Regions from separate parts of the Homo sapiens genome. Here all the other regions are linked to region 1. The links are chromatin loops, found by intact Hi-C in ENCODE. Cell type or tissue: IMR-90. All regions are shown on one strand.

Region 1 (2,500 bases):
TGTGTCTATCAGAAAGATTTAGAATACTTAATGCTGTGCTGTACTTCCTTTTTCTTCAACTTTTGCATTATATATCAAACTGTTTACTCAGAATAGTGTCATAACAGCAAACGACTATCTGTTCATGGAAAGGTCAAATTTCAAGTACGCAAATAACCTATTTCTTTCTCCCTTCTTTGCTGCTGAAGTTTAGCTTCCTTTTGTTTCACACAGTAAATGGAGTTGGCATGATTTCTGTGTTGCAGGGTGCCTTTCTGAATATTGTGCAAAGTCTTTGTCCTAGACAGTTTGACTCAATGGAATATCACCTTTCACTCTTAACTTTTCCCATACAGAAATAAGGTCAAACTTGTTTTAAGCTTTGACTGAATTCTGAATACAACTGGTGCTTAGGAGTTAAATGAACTTACCTGTCTAAATGGCTTGAATGAGGGCCACCTGCATGTTCAGTGGTTTCAGGTTATCTACCTTGATATTCATCTAGTAAACCTGTCTTTGAATGTCTTTCCAAAATGCTGGGAATCCTAGGGCACTGTGGCACTATGTGTGATGTGGGGTGACATGGCTGAGGATGTGGGCCTTGGAGGGAGTCAGGTCTCAGTGGATCCTGGTTCTACTCCTTGCAGAGATGTGTGAGTTGGGCAGAGAACATAACTTATCTGTTTTCTCCTTTTTAAAATGAAAATAATACCCTTTAAATTTATCGAGATTAAAGAGAAAGCTGATGTGAGGGTGTAGTAAAGTGCCTACCCATAGAAAATACCCTATCCATGTTAGTTAATAATGAAGGTAATGTTTTAAAAGCTGTTTCCGTGAGTTAATTGAATTAAATTTCTTAGGATTTCAGAACCTTAAACATACCCGACTAATGCCAAGAATAGTAAAATGTATTTCAAGCATGAAGTGGATTCAAAAAGTGAATTATTCCGTATTTCCTATATAATAAGGGGCTTGAAGAAAATGGTCAGGCAGCTTTTAGATTTCAGAGTTATGTTGGCAGCGCCACCTGCTGTTGAAAATAAAAACACTTCTGGAATATTTTGAGAAGCAAGAAATACAATTATGAGTTCTTTTCTACTTTTTTCAGCAAAGGTGGGCCAATCTGTCATTTCTTTAACTGAGAAATTTAATTTTATTGAAGAGCTAGGTGACAAATACCTGTAACATTCTTTTGAAGTATCAGTCACTGTCTTTAAAGAAATGATTCCCTAATGATGTCATCATTAACTTCTTAATCCACTTAGTGACTAACCCTTATTATCAAGGGATTAGTTTCTTTATTTTAAGGTATCTTGATCTCACATTAAAATGTTGAAATAAAAGACTCACATCACTCTAAATGTTGCATAGTTTTTCTCGCTTAGCCCAGAATCAGATTAATCAGGACACGACATTGGTTGGCTTTTTACTCCATTTTACAAAACAATCTATAAGTTTTAGGCCCACATGAAAGAACTTTTGAGTGTGACACTGAGAACACATACAGGTATCTGTGTGTTATATACCCTAGATTGTACCCTTGCTAACAAAGGGATAACTCAAGCCCTAAAGCCACTTGGGGCAAGCGCAGCATTTCGGATATCTAACCATAAGTTGAAATGGTTATATAATAAATTCTCTATCAGTCATGTGGCAAATAAAGGAAGATCTCACATGAAATACATTTCCCATCATCTTTTTTATTGTGGTAAAATTCACATCGTATAAAATTCACCATTTTAACCATTAAAAAATGTACAATTCAGTAGAATTTAGTACATCAACATGTTGTACAACCATCACCACTCTCTAGTTCCAGAACATTTTCATTACCCCAAAAAGAAACCCTGCACCCGTTAAGCATTTACTCCTCATTTCCCCCTCAACCCCTGGCAGCCACGAATCTGCATTATGTCTCGATGAATTTGCCTATTATGGATATTCCATACAAATGGGATCATACATTATGTAGCCTTTTGTGTCTTCTTTCACAAAGAATAATACTTTCTAGGTTCATTAATGTTGTAGCCTGTATTAGTTCTTCCTTTTTATGGGCAAATAATATTCCACTGTGTGTATATACATATATACTAAAATTTGTTTATCTATTCATCCATCTACAGATGCTTTAGTTATCTCCATCTTTTGGCTATTGTAAGTAGTGCCACTGCAAACTTTTGTGTGCAAGTTTTTGTTTGAACACCTGTTATTTAATTTTTGGGGGTGTATATGCAGGAGTGAAATTCCTGAGTCATGTGGTAATTCTATGTTTAACTTACTGAGGAACCATCAAACTTTTCTGTGGTGGCTACCCTATTTTGCATTCCCAGCAGCAATGTATGAGAGTTCCAGTTTTGCTGCATTTTCCTCAAAGCTCTTTTGAGGATAACCATCCTCGTGGGTTTAAAGTGGTCTCTGCATGTAGTTTTGATTTGCATTTCCTCAGTGACCTTGATAATCTTTGGATGAGCTTGTTGGCCATTTGTAGATCTTCTTTGGAGAAATGTTTATTCAAGTTCTT
Region 2 (2,500 bases), 310 kb before region 1:
TTCTCATGAACAGTTTAGCACCCTTCCCTTGGTGCTGTCCTCACAATACTGAGTGAGTTCTTACAAGATCTGGTTGTTCAAAAGTATGTGGCAACTCCCCCACCTCCTCTTGCTCCAGCTCCTGCCATGTGACATGCCTGCTCCCCCTTCACCTTCCACCATAATTGAAGGCTTCCTGAGACCTCACCAGAAGCTGAGCAGATGCCCATGCCATGCTTCCTGTATACCTTCAGAACCGTGAGCCCATTAAACCTCTTTTCTTTATAAATGACCCAGTCTCAAGTATTTCTTTATAGCAACGTAAGAACGGCCTAACACAGTATCTTTGTATTGATTTAGATTTATAGTTTGTAGCTTTACTTTAAAACAATAATGAATATATAACAAACAGTCTACCAAAGACTTTAGCAAATAGCTTATTATGAACCCGCTATGTGCCAGAATTGGTACAGTACAATGACAAGGAAGATAGAGTTGTCCCAAAGGTAGCTAGCATCAAGAAAAAGAAAGATATGGAAGAAGGGAGAGAGGCAGGCACCTAAATACATAATTTCTTAACACAGTACAGGATGTAAGAGTGATGGAGGCATAGAGGAAGCAGCAACTCACTCTAGCTGTGGTGAGTCGAGGTAGACAGAAAAATGGGAAAGAAGAATTCTAACTGGAGAAAATATCTAGTACAAAAATGCAGGAACAGGGAAGTGAATGATATGTTCAAGAACAGCAAGAAGTTTTTGTAAATGGCCTTATATTTTTGCAAGTAGGGGTGGAAAGGAGATGGGAATGAATGTTATTAAACACTTACTGTATGCCAAGCACTGTGGTAGGCCCTTATACATATATTGTATTATTGGCCCCAATTCTTCATTCATCCTTGCATTCATACACTTTCTCACATGATTTCAAAGTTCTCTGCACTGAAGGGGAGGAGACTTGACTTCAGATTGGGCCATGTAATTTGTTTCAACCAACAGCATGAAACAACATGGCAATTTCAAGGCTAGTCCTTGAGAGGTCTTCTGTGTTTCTACCTGCCCATGTGTACCTTTGCTATTGCCATGACAACATGCTCAGCCTAGCCTGCTAGTACAAGAAGGATGAGAGTCACATGGAGCACAACTGCCCCAGCTGAGAACAGCCAACCACAACTGTGAGAGAAAGACTAAATGATTATCATTTTAAGCACTGAGTTTGAGTGTGTTTTTATAAGCAGTAATAATTAACCAATATAAATAGTTTGATTTAATTCTGGAATTTCATTTAATTCAGGAAACAGGTTCAGAGAAGTAAGTCATTAAACAAGATGAAGCTGAAGAAGTAGGTCACAGCAGATTATAATGGGTTTCATACAACATGCTGGAGAATTTCAACCTTAAAGTCAACAGGCAGTTGATGCTACCTATGGGATTAAGTGAATGTACGGACACATGCATGTGTCCAGTATCTGGATATGAGAACAACACAATCAGATATGCCTTTTACAAAGATAATTCTGGCAGAAGGGGGCAGTACAGTCCATAGGGATTAAAGACTGGTAACAGTCAGAAACTATAGTTTTACAAGGATATGTTGATGAAGACACTGTCATTAAAGTCAACATCAGAAGAGTAAAGAATGTATATTTATGAACTGTCCTATTCTAGGTTTCACATCTGCACCAGCCTTGGTCTCGTGCCCCACGGAAAACCTTTCTCTTATTTTCTCATATTCATTCATTCATATCCTTTCTTTCCATGAGGTGATCAGCAAAGAGGCAAAGGAAGACTGGCAGTTTAGCAGAAGACAGACACAGTAAAGAACTATATTGATCCTATTAATTCTTTTCCAAAACTACTTTTTAAGTATTAAATAGAATATTTTCGTTACTAGAATTTATTAGAAAACTAATGTCCACTCTTACAGAATATTAAAACTCAATCATCAGCTTGGCTGCATCTAAACCAGAGGTCAATGAAATAAAAAGAACTCCATTCTTACCATTTTGCAAACTGAACATCTTTTACTTGCTCCCTTTTCTCCACAGGTAGTGCAAAATTCCACATCCACAAAACCCACCTGGCCAGTGATGGCTTGGGTAAGGACGGAGAATGCAGTGGGATCAGAACCCTAGAGTGGGCATGAAGAGGAGAAAAAACAAATTCTGAAATCACCATGGAAACACTACAGAGGTATCAGCCCACGGACACTGCCGTCCTACAATGTGACACAAAAAGGAAGAAATCATTAAGGCTATAGATTACACAGGCTTTAAGACAAAATGACAAAAATCTTTTAGAATATACCATTTTCTGTACAAAACATATGAAAAGTCAGTCATATGTCCAGATAATTAAAGAGAAAAAAACACCCTTAATCTAGAAAAAAAGTATTTTTCCAATAAGGATAATTCAGTAAGCCCATAGCGTTTCAGATTTAGGACAATAACTCCAGAGCAGAATTTTTTTCTGAGAACTGACATCCAGAAAATATTCATATTCCATGAGACAATTATAGGGCACAT
Region 3 (2,500 bases), 490 kb before region 1:
AAGTTTAACTTTTCATAAGAAGCACCTGGAACAATTGTTTCTATGTAGTATTTTTATATATTTTATACAATATAATTTATATAGTATATATTATATAATAATCTTAGAAAATATATTCCTGGCATCTACTGACAGAAATTTTGATTAAATGCCTCCAGAGTAGAACCAGGAATCTGAGTTTTGATACACCTCCATAGATTCCAGTGTAGTTATCAGCCAGACTGAAATAAACACTGAATTTAAAAGAACTATACCCCAACTCACTTTATGTTCAATACATTTAATTTCAGTACCCAAAGCAAAATGCATGTAATATATTAAAATACCATATAAAAATTGCATAAGAAATTTATTTTAAAATTGCATAAGAAATTCATTAAACTGTTTCATTTTCTTGTTAATTTGTAAGAAGGGAAACACAAGGGAAGAATATTTAAGTACCAGAACAGAATGATGGAAGAGAAACAGAAAACCAGATCATCCCCTGGTATTTCTACAGACCTGTCATTCTGTGTGTGTGTGTGCACTTAGAATTCATTTTGCCTTGTAAAAGCTGTCATTTAAACACAGTGTCACCTCTGAGAACCATCAAAGGCAGTATCCTTGACCACAGCTTAAATAGAATAGGAATTGTTGCCTGAAACTGCTCTGAGCACAGAACTAATGCATGCAGTTCAACTGAGGATGCCACATTACTCCAGAAACCAAAAGAGGGTAATGACCCCTTGCACAAGGGACAATGTAACAGAGATAATATCTTTGAAAGTTTTGTTTAGGAAACAAATCACTAATCTAGAGATGGTGGTGGCCAGCCTTAATAATCTGTGGAAGGGAGGAACATATGGAATCATTAAAGAAAAGCAACAGCTAGAAAAGGTAGATTTGTCATTTCTGCAAGAAACATATTGACAACAGCTGTTTATATGCATTTTAACCTTGACTCATTGCTAAAAGAAGATTTAAAGAAGAAAAAATTTGGCTTTAAGATGAAAATGGTCCAAAGGAATTCAAAGTCATATCTTTTATCTGAGGGATAAGAAAAAGAGAATGCGGACGTTGTTCCTTGTGACCACAGCCACCACCCCCATCAACTTGCCAAGCACAGAGTAAATACAGGAAGTGAGCTGTCCAATAGTCTGAATTTCAGACATCATTGCCTTATAGTGCCTTACCCATGAGGGCACCACATCTTTATCTTAAGCAAATTGAAAGGGACTATGGTAGGGTAGAAGCACAAGGGGTAACATGGAGAAGGGAGAGAGAAGACTGCAACAGTCTTTTCATATAATAATATAGTCTCTTCAGTGATGTCCAAAGGATGTAAGGATATAAACAAGCTTTTGATTTTTGCAAAAAGAATGTTTCATTGCTCTCCAGCATGGGACACTCACTGGGATAGACCCTCCCTCCTCCCCCACGAAAAAGAAGAAGAAAAAAAGAATATACAGAGTTTGGGAAGATGCTGTATCATCTACTTAGGAGAGCAATAAACTGTACTGTTTTGGACAATAAGTACTTAGTGGTGACAAAAGGACAATATTTTATGTAGAAGTAACTTGCAGCAGACAGTTAAGAGGAATAAATGAGGACACTGTGTTGTCTTTACTGTACGTGAATAGAAATAAGTTAAATAGAAATTAAGTACTTTCCTTTGTGACCATTGCTACCACTAATTGGCTTAAGACATAAATGAAAGAATAAATGAATAATTGAACGTTAAACTTACCATTGAATATAAACTTAAATCAATAAAGAACTATTTACATTTACTCTTCAGAAAAATTAGAGTGCTTGAAACTATTCACAAAATAAAAAGTTTGTTTTGTTTTTAAGTTTGTAAAGACTCTCTCACTCCAACTTCTTATGTCTTTTCACCTCTCCTACCACTTATCCTTGAAAGAATTCAAGATCTTGACAAGTGATTAAAAAGAAAATCAGAAACTTCCCCCTTTGTCAAATCTTCCTTAGTAATTATTCTCTCTTAACTTCATAAAAATATATGGTTATTAACTGCTATAGTACAATAACAAAACTATACATGAAACTAACCAACACTGGTCTTGGGCAAGTTATCAAATTTCATTATGCTTGTCTTGGTTCTCCTGGCCTCTTGCCTTTCTATAGTCTTTTTATTTTTCCTCACTACCTCCTGAATTGGGTATCTCACTATCAGCTCTGCTGAACCGGAATTCACTTGTGTCTTTCATCTACGAACTTAATCCTGCTAGTCCTGACCAGGACAGGCAGCTTCACTTTGTGAATGGGCCGAATCTTGCATTTGTCTCATTGCCTAGAAAACTGTCTTACTATTCATGGGGTGTACCCACCACTTGCAACCTTTTTCCCAAACTTAACCTCATTGACCCGGGTCTTATAACTGGCTCCTTCTTGGGATTTCACATCTCTTTAGCATGAAGTAAAACACAACCCCGGTTTGACTGACTAGGCTTGAGTCATCAGAGGGCTGACTTCTGATTAATTGGCCGAAGAACTGCTATGA

Evidence for each region. Hi-C counts contacts between places; a loop is a spot of excess contacts. Peaks named below come from ENCODE experiments on the same cell type or tissue, not always from the same donor. Only the 100,000 strongest peaks of a DNase experiment are listed, where the experiment ranks them.
Region 2: it touches region 1 in a loop (5-fold over the local background); 27 of 110 quality-filtered maps call a loop at or near these places.
Region 3: it touches region 1 in a loop (3-fold over the local background); 15 of 110 quality-filtered maps call a loop at or near these places.

Annotation. Positions count from the first base shown.
Region 1 is chr7:16,917,484-16,919,983 of GRCh38, forward strand. No RefSeq gene overlaps it. Among named protein-coding and RNA genes, the nearest start is that of AGR3, 37 kb to the left of the region's middle. In IMR-90, a CTCF peak has its summit at 1,002 (motif pointing left); a DNase peak (open chromatin) is centred at 988.
Region 2 is chr7:16,602,744-16,605,243 of GRCh38, forward strand. It overlaps ANKMY2 (ankyrin repeat and MYND domain containing 2), which reads right to left. Exons shown (of 10, transcript NM_020319.3): 8 at 1,978-2,106. It overlaps LOC105375169 (a long non-coding RNA gene), which reads left to right and starts at 2,082. Exons shown (of 5, transcript XR_007060226.1): 1 at 2,082-2,168. In IMR-90, a CTCF peak has its summit at 1,507 (motif pointing right); no DNase peak of the experiment used is centred here.
Region 3 is chr7:16,427,834-16,430,333 of GRCh38, forward strand. The region is part of intron 2 of LOC105375168 (a long non-coding RNA gene); the gene reads left to right. Among named protein-coding and RNA genes, the nearest start is that of CRPPA, 7.5 kb to the left of the region's middle. In IMR-90, no CTCF peak of the experiment used is centred here; a DNase peak (open chromatin) is centred at 1,078.